2 separate regions of the Homo sapiens genome follow, and region 1 is linked to region 2. Evidence: chromatin loops called from intact Hi-C (ENCODE). Cell type or tissue: IMR-90. All regions are shown on one strand. Each heading gives the region's core, and the rest is flanking DNA. Links, peaks and the distances in the headings are about the cores only. Region 1 overlaps SNX4 (sorting nexin 4). Region 2 overlaps OSBPL11 (oxysterol binding protein like 11).

Region 1 (8,340 bases), core at 285-8,284, 120 kb after region 2:
AATGGGTGATGGACTGCAGAGTGCTGGTCATCATATGGATGTGTAAGTACCTCGAGAACTTTTGTGAAGCCTGAGGTGAAGTCCTGTAGTGAAGCATTAGTGACTCTTCTATTCTTCTGTTTTTATCAAGTTTGCTGGCATTTATATTGCGCTCTATGTGTACATATCTGACTTAAATTTATCTCAGGAATGCAAAGTTAGTTTAACATTTGAAAATCCATCTAATTCATATTTTAACAGAATGAAGATGAAAACATTGAAGGTATGTTCATTTCCATACATGTAGAAAAAGCATTTGATGAATTTTAACACCCATTTACAGTAAAAAGTCTCATCAACTAGGAATAAAAGGGAATTTTCTCAGTCTAAAATTTATAGCCAATATTGTACTTAATAGTGAAATATTGAGGCTTTCTCTTAAGGTCAAGAAAAAGGCAAGGTTGTTTGCTCTTGCCGCTTTTAGTAAACATTGTACTGGAGGTCCTACTCAATATGGTGAGACAAGAAAATTAAATAAGAGCCCTAAATATTAGGAAGAAGCAAAACTATATTTTCAGTTGAAAGGTCTTTTACACAGAAAACCATAAACAATCAACCAAAAACATTGTAGAACTAACAACTGATTTTTTTTTTTTTTTTTTTTTAAAGAGACTAGGTCTTACTTTGTTGCCCAGGCTGGAGGGTATTGGTACAATCACAGCTCACTGCAGCTTCAACCTTCTGGGCTCAAGCACACCTTCCACCTCAGCCTCCCAAGTAGCTAGGACTACAGGTGCATGCCACCACGCCTGGCTAATTATTTTTTATTTTTTTGTAGAGGCAGAGTGTTGCTATGTTGCCCAGGTCGATCTTGGACTCCTGGCCTTAAGCAATCCTCCTGCCTTGGCCTCCCAAAGTGCTGGGATTACAGGCATGAGCCGCTGTTCCCAGATTGAATTAAATTTTTTTTTTTCTTTTTTTAGAGATGGGGTCTTGCTGTGTTTCCCAGGCTGGTCTCAAACTTCTGGCCTCAAGGGATTCTCCCATCTCAACCTCCCAAAGTGCTGGGATTAGCGGCGGGAGCCAGCACACCTGGCCAACAACTGAATTAATTTTATTTTTTCCAACTTCTATTATAGGTTCAGGGGTTACATGTGCAGGTTTGTAAATTGCCTGACATGGGGATTTGGTGTACAGATCATTTCATCACCCAGTAAGCTTAGTACCTGAGAGGTGGTTTTTCGATTCTCACCCTCCTCCTAACCTCCACCCTTAAGTAGGCATTGATTTCTGTTGTTCTCTTCTTTGTAATCCACGTGTACTGAATGTTTAACTCCCACTTATAAATGAGAATATGTGATACTTGGTTTTTTGTTCCTGTGTTAATTCACTTAGGATAATGGCCTCCAGCTGCATCCATGTTGCTGCATCCTTATTGCTGCATCTATTCTCTTACATGGCTGTGTAGTATTCCATGGTATACATGTACCACAGTTTCTTTATCCAGTCCACCGTTCATGGCATTTAGGTTGATTCCATGTCTTCGCTATTGTGAATACTGCTGCAGTGAACACAGGCGTGCATGTATCCTTATGGTAGAATAATTTATATTTTGGGGGATATAGACCCAGTACTGGGAGACTGCTGGGTTGAATGGTACTTCTATTTTAAGTTCTTTGAGAAATCTCTAGACTGCTTTTCACAGTGGCTGAACTAATTTACTTTCCCAACAGCAGTGTGTGTTCCTCTTTCTCTGCAACCTTGCCAGCATGTTATTTTTTGACCTTTTAGTAATAACCATTCTGGCCAGGTGCAGTGGCTCACGCCTGTAATCCCAGCACTGTAGAAGGCTGAGGTGGGCAGATCTCTTGAGCCTAGGAGTTCAAGACCAGCCTGGGAAACATAGCAAGAACAAGTCTCTGTTATTTAAGTTAAAAAAAATAATAATAATAACCATTCTGACTAGCGTGAGATGGTATCTCATTGTGGTTTTGATTTTCATTTATTTAATGATGTTGAGTATTTTTTCATGTTTGTTGGCCACATGTATGTCTTCTGTTGAGAAGTATCTGTTCATATCCTTCCCCCCACTCCTTTATTTTTATGTTTATTTTTGTTTTCATTTTTTCTGAGATGGAGTCTCACTCTGTCACCCAGGCTGGAGTGCCGTGGCGCAATCTTGGCTCACTGCAACCTCTGCCTCCCAGGTTCAAGCAATTCTCCTGACTCAGCCTCCCGAGTAGCTGGGATTACAGGCGCCCACCACCACACCCGGCTAATTTTGGTATTTTTAGTAGAGACAGGGTTTTGCCATTTTGGCCAGACTGGTCTCAAACTCCTGGGCTTGAGTGATCTGCCCAACTCAGCCTCCCGAAGTGCTTGGATTACAGGGGTAAGCCACCGCACCTGGCCCTTTTTTTTTTTTTTTTTTTGGAAGACAGAGTCTCACTCTTTCACCCAGGCTGGAATGCAGTGGCACCATCTCAGTTCACTGCAACCTCTACCTCCCGGGGTCAAGTGATTCTTCTGCCTCAGCTTCCCAAGTAGCTGGGACTACAGACATGTGCCACCACACCCAGCTAATTTTTGTATTTTTAGTAGAGACGGGGATTTGCCATATTGGCCAGGCTGGTCTCAAACTCCTGACCTCATGATCCGCCCACCTCAGCCTCCCAAAGTGCTGGGATTATAGGCGTGAGCCACTGCGTCCGGCTTTTTTTCTTTTTTTAAACAGAGTCTTACTCTGTCTCCCAGGCTGGAGAACAGTGGTGCTATCAGCTTACTGCAGCCTCCTCCTCCCCAGTTCAAGCGATTCTCCTGCCTCAACCTCCCAAAAGTGTGGGATTACAGGTGTGAGCCACCACGCCTGGCCTCCTTTGCCCATTTTTAAATTGAGCTGTTTTTTGCCTGTTAATTTGTTTAAGTTCCTTATAGATTCTGGATATTAAACCTTTGTCAGATAACATAGTTTGGGAATATCTTCTCCCATTTCGTAAGTTATCTGTTTACTCTGTTTATAGTTTCTTTTGCTGTGCAGAAGCTCTTTAGTTTAATTAGGTCCCAACTGTCATTTTTTGTTTTGTTGCAATTGCTTTTGGAGTCTTCATCATGAAATCTTTGCCATAGCCTATGTCCCAAATGGTATTTACTAGGTTTTCTTTTTTTTTTTTTTGTTAATAGTTATAGGTTTTACATTTAAGTCCTTAGTCTATCTTGAGTTGATTTTTGTATGTGATAACAGGAAGGGGTCCAGTTTAAATCTGCATATGGCTAACCAACAACTGAATTTAATTAAGATGCAGGATGCAAGTTTAATATCTAAAAATCTATTATATACTAGCAACAATTTGAAAATAAAAAATTTAAAATAATGCTATTTATGATAACATCAAAACATAAAACTTAGGTATTAATTTAATGAAAGATATGAAAGACCTCTACAGTGAAAACTACATAAAACATTGCTGAGAGAAATTAAAACCTAAATAAATGGAAAGATAAACTATGTTCATGGATTGGAAGGCATTGTTAAGATGTCAGTTCTCCCCAAATTGCTAATTCTAAAGTTTACATGGGCCGGGCACAATGGCTCACACTTTTAATCTCAGCTGTTTGGGATGCCGAGACAGGTGGATCACTTAAGGTCAGGAGTTTGAGACCAGGCTGGCCAACATGGTGAAACCCTGTCTCTACTAAAAATACAAAAATTAGCCGGGTGTGGTGGCGCATGCCTATAGTCCTAGCCACTTGGGAGGCTGAGGCAGGAGAATCACTTGAACTCGGGAGGCAGAGGTTGCAGTGAGCCGAGACCACACCACTGCACTCCAGCCTAGGTGACAGAGTGAGACTTTGTCTCAAAAAAATAAAATAAAAAGTAAAAGTTTATATGGACATTTAAAGAACCTAGAATAGCTACAACAATCTTGACAAAGAACAAAACTGGAATATATTACTTTCAAGATTTACTAGGCCGGGCACAGTGTATCACACCTGTAATCCCAGCACTTTGGGAGGCTGAGGCGGGTGAATCACCTGAGACCAGGAGCTCAAGACCAGCCTGGCTGACATGGCGAAACCCCATCTCTACTAAAAATACAAAATAAATTAGCCAGGTGTGGTGGCAGGCGCTTGTAATCCCAGCTACTCAGGAGGCTGAGGCAGGAGAATCACTTGAACCCAGGAGGCGGAGGCTACAGTGAATCGAGATTGCACCATTGCACTCCAGCCTGGGTGACAAGAGTGAAACTCTGTCCCCACCTCCCAAAAAAAAAAAAAAGATTTACTATAAAGCTAAGTTATGAAGATAGTGAGGTATTGGCATAAAGTTAAACAGATTGACCAGGTACAGTGGCTCATGCTGTGATCCCGGCTCTTTGGCAGGCAAACGTGAGTAGATCCCTGGAGTCCAGGAGTTTGAGATCAGCCTGGGCAACATGGCAAAACCCTGTCTCTACAAAAAACTACAAAAATTAGGCCCGGCATGGTGGCTCAAGCCTGTAATCCTAGTACTTTGGGAGGCCAAGGTGGGTGGATTATGTGAGGTCAGGAGTTTAAGACCAGCCTGGTCAACATGGTGAATCCCTGTCTCTACTAAAAATATAAATATTAGCCAGGTGTGGTGATGTGCACCTGTAGTCCCAGCTACTCAGGAAGCTGAGGCAGGAGAATTACTTGAACCCAAGGAGGCAGTGGTTGCAGTGAGCCTAAGATTGCACCACTGCACTCCAACCTGGGTGACAGAGCAAGACTTTGTCTCAAAAAAACCAAAACTACAAAAATTAGCAGGGAGTGGTGGCATGTACCTGTACTCCCAGCTACTCGGGAGGCTGAAGTGGGATGATCACTTGAGCCCAGAAAGTCAAGGCTGCAGTTGAGTCATGATCCTGTCACTGCATTTTAACCTGGGTGAGAGTGAGACTGTGTCTCAAAAAAAAAAAAAAAAAAAAAAAAAAGAAAGATAAATAGATCAATGGAACAGAATTCTGTACAGAAATAGACTCACACTTCTATAGCTCATTTCAACAAATGGTGTTGGAATAACTGGATATCTACATGGAAAAAAAAAAACCTTGAGCCTTATCTTACACTTGACACAAAACTAATTCAATTCGGCTCATACACATAATTGTAAAAGGTAAAAGTATAGCTTATAGTGGAAAACATTGTTAAGAAGGATATGAAAAGAAAAAATTACTTTAAATGGCAAATTGGTCTTCATCAAATTTAAAATTTTTGTTTAAATTTTGATGACCAATTTACCATTTGATACCATTGAAGGAGCAAGAAATTGAGAGTTAAATGGGGTGCAGAGTTTCAGTTGCAGACGATGAGAAAATTATGGAGGTGGGTGGTGGTAATGATTATGCAACAGTGTATATATACTTAATACCACTGAGTTGTATACTTAAAAATTATTAACAAGGTAAATTTTATATTATGTATGTTTTACTATTTTTTAAAATTTTAATATAAATTGATACAGGGTCTCACTGTGTTACCCAGGCTGGTCTCAAACTCCTGGGCTCAAGTAATCCACCGTCATAGCCTCTCAAAGTGCTGGGATTACAAGCATGAGCCACCCCGCCAGGCCTTTACTATTTTTTAAAAAGCGACACTATTAAGACAGTGAAGAAGCAAGTATAGGAGCAAACATTTCTAACCATAGTATAGAAAGAACTCCTGTGATTCAAAAAGACAAAAAATAGATCTTAAATATTCTCACCACAAAAATAATGCCAAGTATGTCAGGTGATGGATATGTTAATTAGCTTCATTTAATCATTTCATGATGTATACATACATCAAAACATCACATTGTACACTGTAAATACATACAGTTCTTTAATTATACTTTAAAGCTAGGAGAGAAAAAAGAAAAAATGTGTTTATCTAAATATTACTTTTCCTTAGGCCATGTTCCAAACCAACTAGCTACTTTTTTCAACTATTTTGTTTAACCCTAAGTTGTCCTGTGGTCTCTTGATTTGGCATTTCAATGTTTCCAAGAATTTAGGATTATCCCTTCAGTTGATTTATGAAAGTGTTAAATAAAATTCTGAGTACTGAGATCTAAAAATCTTTATCATTTATACTTCCCCACCCTAGGATGTTCCAGTTTCTCCCTACACTGTGTTTCCTATCTTCAGGCCACAAGTCCTCTTTGTTTTCTTCACATTAACTCTTCCAGAATCATAGACTTAGGAACTAAAGGCAGGTTTTCCTACTCTTAATAGTGATTCTCAAGACTTTTTTCCAGTCACATATAAGAAATTATTCACTCTCATAGCTGTAAGTTTGTACTTACAGAATGTATATGTTCACTGCTTACATAAATCCTGTAAGCACATTGCTTTTCAAATGACCCTTAGCATAGTTTTGTTTATTTTGTCTTACAACTTCAATAAACTTGATGAGGCAGGTCTAGAGACATAAAGTGTGTCCATGCGAAGGAACCAGAATTAATTTGAAAGAAGGATACCTGTTGTATCACACAGAAGTAGTACATACACATAGCCCCTGTCCTTATGGAATTTACAATGCTATCAGAGAAATAAAACCAACACACGAGGCCGACTCTAGGTGTACTGCCTATGAGTTAGTCCTGCTCCTCAAGGAGCAGTGCTCTTCAATAAAAGGTTTCCACCTGACACCACCGGCTCACCCTTGAATTCTTTCCTGGGCGAAGCTGATAACCCTCCTGGGCTAACCTCCAATTTTGGGGCTCACTTGTCCTGCATTATCTAGATCTGGTAATTCCTTATCTAATGTCAATCTAAAAGGAACTAAACAGTGGAATGGTGTGTGTAATTAAATGTATCTGATAAACTGCAACTTGCCATGTATTTCATACAATTTTATATTAAATTACAATACCTTGTATCAGCTATGGTTTCTTCTCTCTTTTTTTTTTTTTTTTTTTTTTTGGTGAGACAGAGTCTAACTCTGTCACCCCAGCTTGAATACAATGGCACATTCACAGCTCACTGCAGCCTTGGACCTCCTGGGCTCAGGCATTCCTCCCAAATTAGCCTCCTGAGCACCTGGGACTATAGGCATGCACTACCATGTCCAGCTAATTTTTGTATTTTTTGTAGAGACAGGGTCTTGCCATGTTGCCCAGGCTGGTCTCGAACTCCTGGGTTCTAGTGTACAATCTCCAGTTACAGCTTTTCCATCTGCCCTGGCTTTAGTACCGAGTTTTCTCTTGTCACTAGATTTGTCACAGTCAGCCTATCAATTGGCACATTGTAGATGCTCAACAAATAGATAATTCAAATAAATAAGAATCACTTTTAAAAAAACCAACACATGGGATATGACTTTGATAAAATTTAAGTTCAAATTGTTGATAAGGGAACGAAAGTAGAATGATGACTAAAGACTAAAGCAGTCTGGGAAAATTTCCTAGAGGTGTTGAGACATGTGCTTGTATGGTTTGGAGAAGCAATGTGGGAGCCATCACATTCTGTACAAATGAAGACTCATGCGCAGGAATGAAACTGGGATGACATTGAGGGAGTCTCCCAATCAAAGCAGAGGTTGCTATTAAGAATTAGTATAAAATGGCCGGGCGCTGTGGCTCACGCCTGTAATCCTAGCACTTTGGGAGGCTGAGGCGAGTGGGTCAGGAGATCGAGACCATCCTGGCTAACACGGTGAAACCCCTTCTCTACTAAAAATACAAAAAATTAACTGGGCGTGGTGACAGGCACCTGTAGTCCCAGCTACTTGGGAGGCTGAGGCAGGAGAATGGCGTGAACCCGGGAGGCAGAGCTTGCAGTGAGCCAAGATCGCGCCACTGCACTCCAGCCTGGGCGACAAAGTGAGACTCCGTCTCAAAAAAAAAAAAAAATTAGTATAAAATAAGCTTCTAAAATTTTCTCCAACCTTTATTTACTCTACTTTTTCTTTTGTAGCTATTTGGCATCATTATAATAAATAATTGCAACCAAGAACATATGTATACCAATTATACCAAACTCTTATTCTTTCTACAGATTTTGTAGCCCTTTTATGTATGTCTTTGAACAAAAGATATTACAGTCTTACAAGCTTCTTAAACTGCCTATGAAAAAGACCATTTTTTTGTTTGTTTATTTCTAAGTCATTGCTGACCAAAACATTTTGGTAAAATTCAATAAAATCATCATGGTAATTACACATTGCTGTCAGTGATTCTAAACGCTAATTCTCACTGTCTGTACTTACAACATCACTGATGGGTAGCAAATTATCTGTGGGCCACACTTAGAATTGCTGTTTTTTGTTTGTTTGTTTGTCTGTTTGTTTTTGAGACAGAGTCTTGCTGTGTCACCCAGGCTGGAGTGCACTGGTATGATCTTGGCTCACTGCAACCTCCTC
Region 2 (8,340 bases), core at 159-8,158:
TTTCTTCCACTGTCAATACTATTATAAGGAAAAGTGCCTGTTCGCGGATGGGAAAATGAGATTGGCCTAAATATAAATGAATGTTCATGGTCTTAGAGGTTTTACCTCTTCTTCTGAGTTGATTTGAAGAAAAAGTCATAAATGTCTGCTTTTTTTTTTTTTTTCCTCTGCAGGGGTTAAAGGAAAATTGATACATATTTCTACACTCTAGTTTTTGTTTTCTGTATCTGACATCTGCTATAGATGCTGGTAAAAACAAGAGAAAGATAATTGTAGGCATGTAACTGGAAACTATAAAATATTATTCCAAAATCTAGTTAAAAATATACCAAGTCTTGAGGAGCAAGAGTTGGTTTATTAATAATGTGCTGTGATTTCTTAGTTTCCTTACATTTTTGCACTACATATCTTTTCTGTTTTGTTTTTTTTTTTTTTTTTTGAGATGGAGTTTCACTCTTGTTGCCCAGGCTAGAGCACAATGGTGCAATCTTGGCTCACCACAACCTCTGCCTCCTGGGTTCAAGCGATTCTTGTGCCTCAGTCTCCCGAGTAGCTGGGTACAGGCAGGTGCCACCCGGCTAATTCTTATATTTTTGGTAGAGACGGGGTTCCACCATGTTGGCCAGGCTGATTTCGAACTCCTGACCTCAGGCGATCTGCCTGCCTAGGCCTCTTAAAGTACTGGGATTACAGGCGTGAGCCACCGCACCCGGCTTTGTCTACATTTCTAATCATTTGTCATAGATGGGATACCTAAAAGTGAAATTCTAGGGCCAAAGAGTGCTAACATTTTTAAGACTCTTGGCAGGAGGGAGGACCCCTCTCTTGACTTTATACTTTTTGTCATAGATTAAAATACAGTTAGACTTTATTTTGTTTGCGATTTTGAGTATACAGTCTGCGAGTTGAATTTTTTGGGGAGGAGGTGGGCAGGTTACTGAGAATTGCCTCATGGCTTCATAGAAAAATTCTGTTTCTTTCTTCCCATTGCTTAATTCATTCAGCAAATAAACATTATATCCCAGGCTACACACTAGCTGTTGCGAGGAATATCTCTTAATGTCATTAGCCTTTTCCTCAGCTAAGCAAGCCACTCCCCGCTTCATGCTATTTCTTATCCAGAGAATGGACCAAAGTGCTAAGCCTTTTGGGAGGATACTTTTTGCCTAGTTGAAAGTATGGATTTTGACATGTGACTTGCCTGGTACCTCATATTTACTGACTACAACTTGGATTCCTGCCTGTAGTTAAATACCTTAAGGTATCGCTATTTGGCTTTTCCAGGAAAATAGAACCAATAGGTAGATATATATAGAGAGAGATTATGAGGAATTGGCTCATATGACTGTGGAGCCTGAGAAATCCCATAGCTCAGTTGTCTACAAGCTGGAGAACCTCTTGACATTATCGTCAACCTCTGATGTTACTTCCAGCTGACTGCCCTCATCATTCCATTAAACTGTTATCTCTGGGTTTTAAGTCTAATGAGTCTTCTCAGTCTTTGTCATATCTTACTTTATCAGTAGCACTGAACTTCTCTTTTTTTTTTTTTTTTTTTTTGAGACAGGGTCTTACTCTGACGCCCAGCCTGGAGTACAGTGGCAGGATCTTGGCTCAGTGAAACCTCCGCCTCCCAGTTTCAAGCAATTCTCCTGCCTCAGCCTCCCAAGTAGCTGGGACTACAGGCATGCACCACCACGCCCAGCTAATTTTTGTATTTTTAGTAGAGATAGGGTTTTACCATGTTGGCTAGGCTGGTTTTGAACTCCTGACCTCAAGTGATCCACCCACCTCAGCCTCCCAAAGTGCTGGGATTATAGGCATGAGCCACTGTGCCTGGCCTGAGACAGAGTCTTGCTCTGTTTCCCAGGCTGGAGTGCAATGGCACGATTGCAGCTCCCTGCAGCCTCCACTTCCTGGGCTCAAGCAATCCTCCCATCTCAGTGTCCTGAGTAGCTGGGATTACAGGTGTGTGCCACCCTGCCTGGCTAATTTTTAATTTTTTTTGTAGAGACAGGATCTCACTGTGATGCCCAGGCTGGTCTCAAACTCCTGGCTCAAGTGATCCTCCCAAAGTGCTGGGATTACAGGTGTGAGTGAAGGCACCTGCCCACTGAATATTCTTGACCACAGACTTATCTTGAAACACTTTCTCTGGTTTCTGTCTTTCCATACTCCTAGTTTTCTTCCCACTACTCAGTTGTTCCTGATTTCTTCTCTGTATTCCCCTTGCCCTTAAAACTTTTCCTTAGAGATCTCTCTTAGACCCTGCCCATCTCTTGCCATTTCGTAATACTTCCTGAGTGACCTTATTTACTGCTGTAACTTCAAATACCAGTTATATGCTTATATGCTGATGACTACCAAGCCCTAATCATGCTGCCTTACTGGATATCTCCCTGTATAGTCCTGCAGGTTCATTAAATTTAACATCTTAAGTTGGAACAAATCCAAAATTTCTCTGCGATCCCTATCTCAGTGAAGGCATTAGTTATCCACCCAGTTGTTCCAGCTGGAAATCTGAGTGTTGCTCTTGTCCTTTCTCTCTCACTTTCATTCTTTCTGTCTCACTTCACATCTAATCAGTCATCAAATCTAGTCATTTCAGCCTTCTCACTCACTACTGAATCCTCTGTATTTGTTTAATGCCTTTTTTATTTGTATGGCAGCTGCAAATGTAGTCCCATTGTGTGTCTTTTCCAGTAGCAGGAACCCATGTTACTGCCTTTTTCTTCAAGGAGATATATTTCTCTTAGATTAGATTATAGATTTGAGATGGAGAGTTATTAGTTATTGCCTTTTTGATTTTCTTATGCTTTTCAATGGTTTTTCAGAGTGCTGTGCTTTAGTAGGTATTGAGTAATTGTTTTGAGTTGAAAGGATTTGAAACTGTTTAAAAGGTAGCTTAATTTTAAAAACTTTTATCTATCTTAAGTCTGATAAAGAAAGGTTGAGAAATAAGTATATTGCCGGGCACGGTGGCTCACGCCTATAATCCCAGCACTTTGGGAAGCCGAGGCAGGCGGATCACGAGGTCAGGAGTTCGAGACCAGCCTGACCAACATGATGAAACCCCGTCTCTACTACAAATAGAAAAAGTAGCCAGGCATGGTGGCACACACGCACCTGTACTCCCAGCTACTCGGGAGGCTGAGGCAGGAGAATCACTTGAACACAGCAGGCGGAGGTTGTAGTGAGCCAAGATTGCACCACTGCTCTCCAGCCTGGGTGACAGAGCGAGACTCCATCTCAAAAAAAAAAAAAAGAAATATGTATGTTATAGTAATGGAGATTAAAGAATTGAAGCAGTTATTTTTAAGATATTTAAGAGAAAATGAGTATCAAACTAAACACAATATAATAAAGCCACTTAGCACAGTTTAATCAGTTATTTTTATAGACTATCAGCTTCCACTACTAATCCCAATTAAATGTTAACAAGTTTAAAAGATTAGAAATATACCCAGTTTCTTGAGCAGTGAAGTTTTTGGAGGACTGAAGAAGAAATTAACTTTATCATAGCTTATTTTTTAGTGTATTAGTCTGTTTTGGACCATCACTTCTATTTTATAGAACACAAAATAGTATAATATAATCAGATATGTGGTATGTTCCCACTTCAGTAGCTAGATTTTATTAATATTAACAGACACACATTAAAAATATTCTATAAAAATTTGCACATTTTATTTTATTTACTGTTTTTAGAGATGGGGTGGGTCTCCCTATGTTGCCCAGGCTGGTCTCAAACTCCTGGACTCAAGGAATTGTCCCACCTTGGCCTCCCAAAGTGTTGAGATTACAGGCATGAGGCACTACACCAGGCCCTGAAAATTCACACATTTTAGATAGGAATAAAGCATGAGAGTTAGAGATACTGTGTAGTAACTCAATTATAAGACAGTAGAAGAAAAGAAAGTGTGAATCAGATGTTCAGTCACAGAGCACTTTTTATGCTGACCACCAGATGGCACAGTTGTTCCACACCAGCTGGTTGCCTTCGATAGTGGCTATTTCTTGGGATACATGGAAAAGGGGAAGAATGAGGGAGGGACATTGCAACCAGCTGTTCCAAAGAATAGGATGTTTTCAAGTTGGTTCTTTGTAACCTGGAGACAGCTGTTTTATATAATAAAAATAAGCCAGCAGTTTACTTACTTGAATTTCTGCCTCTTTTGAAACTAACTTTATGCTACTACCAAATAAACCATGTCAATATCCTTATAGTTTTGTTTTTTTTTTTTTCAGAAAGCTAACTCTTTAGATATATGAATCAGCAAAATATTAATAACATTAGAAAATTAAACAGAACATTACTATGATGTGAAATATGAAGATACACTTAGAGCCAGGTACAGTGGCTCATACCTATAATCCCAGCACTTTGGGAGGCTGAGGCAGGCTGATCACTTGAGGCTAGGAGTTTGAGACCAGCCTGGCCAACCCATCTTTACGAAACTCCATCTCTACTAAAAATACAAAAATTAGGTGGGCATGGTAGCAGGTGCCTGTAGTCCCAGCTACTTGGCAGGCAGAGGCAGAAAAATCGCATGAGCCCCAGAGGCGAAGGTTGCAGTGAGCTGAGATCACACCACTGCACTCCAGCCTAGGCAAAAGAGCGAGACTCTGTCGCAATTAAAAATAAAAAAAAGAGATACACGTGGGATCTTTTTAGCGATTGATGTTACTGAAATTGTACACTTTAAAAAATTTGTGGCTCATGCCTGTAATCCCAACACTTTAGGAAGCCAAAGTGGAAAGATCGCTTGAGCCCAGGAGTTTGAGAGCAGCCTGGGCAACATAGTGAGACCCCCCCATCCCCACAAAAATAATTAAAAATTAACTGGGCATGGTTGTACGTTCCTGTAGTTGCAGCTACTCAGATGCTGAGGTAGGAGGGTCACTTGAGCTGTTAAATGAGTGATATAGATAATTAGATATGACCAAAATGGGGAGTACCTTCAGTAATATGAGAGTAGTGACTAAATAAAGATGATGTATTTTGTTTATTGCTTTGAAATAAAAATTTTGTTTTTCTCAGGTATAGGTAAGTATATATAAGGTTTTAAGAAGGTTTTGCCCCATAGTTCACATACATTTGAAGAATACATACAGTCTTAAAGCCAGAGGAATTGAACTGTAACTCAGTTGTGATATTTTTTATTACATGCTAATGGCTATGACTTGACATTTATGTAGTAATGAAAGCTTGGTGTAGAGAACCTAGATTAAAGAGTAGTTCCCAAAATGGCGAATTATGAAATATCTTGGCACTTTGAGAAAATATTTAGGTTGTATACTACCTCAAACCTCTTATGGATTGATGCAGAATGTAAGCAAATATTCAGATTATGGAGCAACTGGACAGAATGGAGAAAGAGTAAGTTTTTCTGTTTTTTTATTTTTGTTTTTGTTTATGATGGAGTCTCACTCTGCCACCCGGGTTGGAGTGCAGTGGTGCAGTCTCGGCTCACTGTAACCTCTGCCTCCTGGGTTCAAGCGATTCTCCTGCCTCAGCCTCACAAGTAGCTGGGATTACAGGCACGTGCCACCACACCTGGCTAATTTTTTGTATTTTTTGTTGAGATGGGGTTTCACCATGTTGGCCAGGCTGGTCTCGAACTCCTGACCTTAGGTGATCCACCTGCCCCGGCCTCCAAAAGTGCTGGGATTACAGGCGTGAGCTGCCATGCCCGGCCAAGAATAAGTTTTTCGGGAAGCTGAGCTGTGTACTAAGTACCTAAAACAGAGGAGGAGCTCTTTAGGGAATTTTTTTGAGACAGAGTCTGGGGCATTGGGTTTTCTATGGCCTCAAAGAGCTGCTTAAGCCTGAAGCCTGGGGAAGATAGGGGAGCCAAACAAAAAATATAGCTCTCTGCTTTTCTAAGCAATGTATCTCAAAATAACTGAAATAAACAACTTGATTGCGACCTGGGCCGGAAGTATAAGAACTCTAGCAGAAACCCAAGTGGCTGTATTTCTACAGAAGAATTCTTTCCTCTAGTTGTGGGCTTTATTTATTATTCTTATTTATTTATTTTACGTATTTAATAAAGAGAGACAGTGTCTCATTATGTTGCCCAGTCTGGTTTCAAACTCCTGGGCTCAAGTGATCCCCCTATCTTGATCTCCCAAAGTGTTGGGATTACATGTGTGAGCCACTGCACTCAGCCCTTTTTTTTTTTTTTTTTTTTTTTTTTGGAGACGGAGTCTCACTCTGTTGCCCAGGCTGGAGTGCAGTGGTGAGATCTCAGCTCATTGCAGCCTCCACCTCCTGGGTTCAAGTGATTCTCCTGCCTCAGCCTCCCAAGTAGCTGGGACTACAGGCACACACCACCACGCCCGATGAATTTTTGTATTTTTAGTAGAGATGGGTTTTCGCCATGTTGACCAGGCTGGTCTTGAACTCCTGACCTCAAGTGATCCTCCTGCCTTGGCCTCCCAAAGTGCTGGGATTACAGGTTCGAGCCACTGTGCCCGGCCATCCCACTTATAATACTTATAGTATATTTGTTTTATGTTTATGTAATTTTATATTTGTATAATGATTTTACATTTGGAATATTTATAATAATATATAATTTATGAGGTATTGTACTTGTTTTGAGGAAATTGATGAAGTCCTATAGATATGAAATTTGGGAGATTAAATGCCTCTGTTGACCTATACATTTTACTTCTCAATAAAATTTGAGGCATTTATAGAGCATATATGTATCTGCAGCTATTTTGAAAATTGTACCATTATCCTCCTGGGATTTCTTCTAATTTTTACTAACTTTGGCTTTTTCATTTTGAAATAGTGATCACATGGAAAATGTGTATGGCTATTTAATGAAGTATACCAACCTTGTCACTGGGTGGCAGTACAGGTAAGTGTGATTATTTGTGTCACATCAGTCTCTCCTAAGAGAGCAGGAATAGGGCCCAATAATTTTATATTTTGATATTACTTTAGACAGACATGGCTGGGAAACCTTTTAGAGAAGGATTTCCCACAGCTTCTAAAAGTTTGGTGACTTCTTCTTAGAGGGTGGGAAAAGTTGACATCTGTCCAAGTAGCAGCCTCTAAATGCCTCAGATGTTACTATTAAATGAGGATTAGAATCACTTGTTACCTGGCTTGGGCATTGTATACTTGCAGAAGTTAGGTTCTTAGGGGAAGAGAAATAGGGGTTTGGAGACAGCAAACACATTTGTGTTAGGTTCCCATCTTATGCCAGATTCACAGCTTCTCTGGGATCTTGAAGAGGTTAAGTAACCAGCCAAGGGTCACACAAGCTGTCAGGAAGCAGGAAAACCAGCTATCTCAAATACTTTATAGAATTGTAGTTGTGGGGCAGGCATATTAAACGGGATCAAATTGTCTACCAAGTTCTATTATAGAACAGGCTAACGTAGAATGCCAGACTTCTCCAAACCCAAACATGAATTTTTTTTTTTTTTTTGAGACGGAGTCTCGCTCTGTCACCCAGCTGGAGTGCAATGGCATGATCTCGGCTCACTGTAACCTCTGCCTCCGGGGTTCAAGTGATTCTTCTGTCTCAGCCTCCTGAGTAGCTGGAATTACAGGCATGCGCCACCATACCCAGCTAATTTTTGTATTTTTAATAGAGACGGGGTTTCACCATGTTGGTCAGGCTGGTCTCGAATTCCTGACTTCAGGTGATCTACCCGTCTTGGCCTCCCAAAGTGCAGGGATCACAGGCGTGAGCCACCACACCTGGCCACCCAACATGAATTTTAAAAGTTTAAAACTTTTTAGAGTTACTTTTTATTTTATATTAATTAATTAATTAATTATTTTTGAGACAGGGTCTTGCTCTGTTGCCCAGGCTGGAGTATAGTGGCATGATCTCAGCTCACTGTAACCTCCACCTCGGGCTGAAATCATCCTCCTGCCCCAGCCTCCTAAGTAGCTGGAGCTACAGGCATGCACCACCACACCCATCTAATTTCTGTATTTTTTTTTGTAAAGACAGGGTTTTGCCATGTTGGCCAGACTGGTCTCGAACTCCTGGATTCAAGCAATCTCAACTCATCCAGCCCTTTTTAGAGTTACTTTTTTTTTTTTTTTTTTTTTTTTGAGATGGAGTCTCACTCTGTCACCTAGGCTGCAGTGTAGTGGTGCAATCTCAGCTCACCGCAACCTCTGCCTCCAGGGTTCATGTGATTCTTCTGTCTCAGCCTCCCAAGTAGCTGGGATTACAGGTGCACGCCACCTCGCCCAGCTAGTTTTTTGTATTTTAGTAGAGACGGGGTTTCACCGTGTTGCCCAGCCTGGTCTCAAACTCCTAAGCTCAGGCAGTCCACCCGCCTTGGCCTCCCAAAGTGCTGGGA

Evidence for each region. Peaks named below come from ENCODE experiments on the same cell type or tissue, not always from the same donor. Only the 100,000 strongest peaks of a DNase experiment are listed, where the experiment ranks them.
Region 1: a loop joins it to region 2, with 2.8 times the contacts of the local background. A loop is called at or near these places in 4 of 110 quality-filtered maps.

Annotation. Positions count from the first base shown.
Region 1 is chr3:125,461,156-125,469,495 of GRCh38, reverse strand. SNX4 (sorting nexin 4) reads left to right here. Exons shown (of 14, transcript NM_003794.4): 9 at 1-42. Among named protein-coding and RNA genes, the nearest start is that of SNX4, 55 kb to the left of the region's middle. In IMR-90, for the core only: no CTCF peak of the experiment used is centred there; no DNase peak of the experiment used is centred there; H3K27ac peaks cover 153 bases.
Region 2 is chr3:125,581,442-125,589,781 of GRCh38, reverse strand. It overlaps OSBPL11 (oxysterol binding protein like 11), which reads left to right. Exons shown (of 13, transcript NM_022776.5): 2 at 6,804-6,872. Among named protein-coding and RNA genes, the nearest start is that of OSBPL11, 9.9 kb to the left of the region's middle. In IMR-90, for the core only: CTCF peaks have their summits at 3,971 (motif pointing right) and 6,845 (motif pointing right); a DNase peak (open chromatin) is centred at 4,001.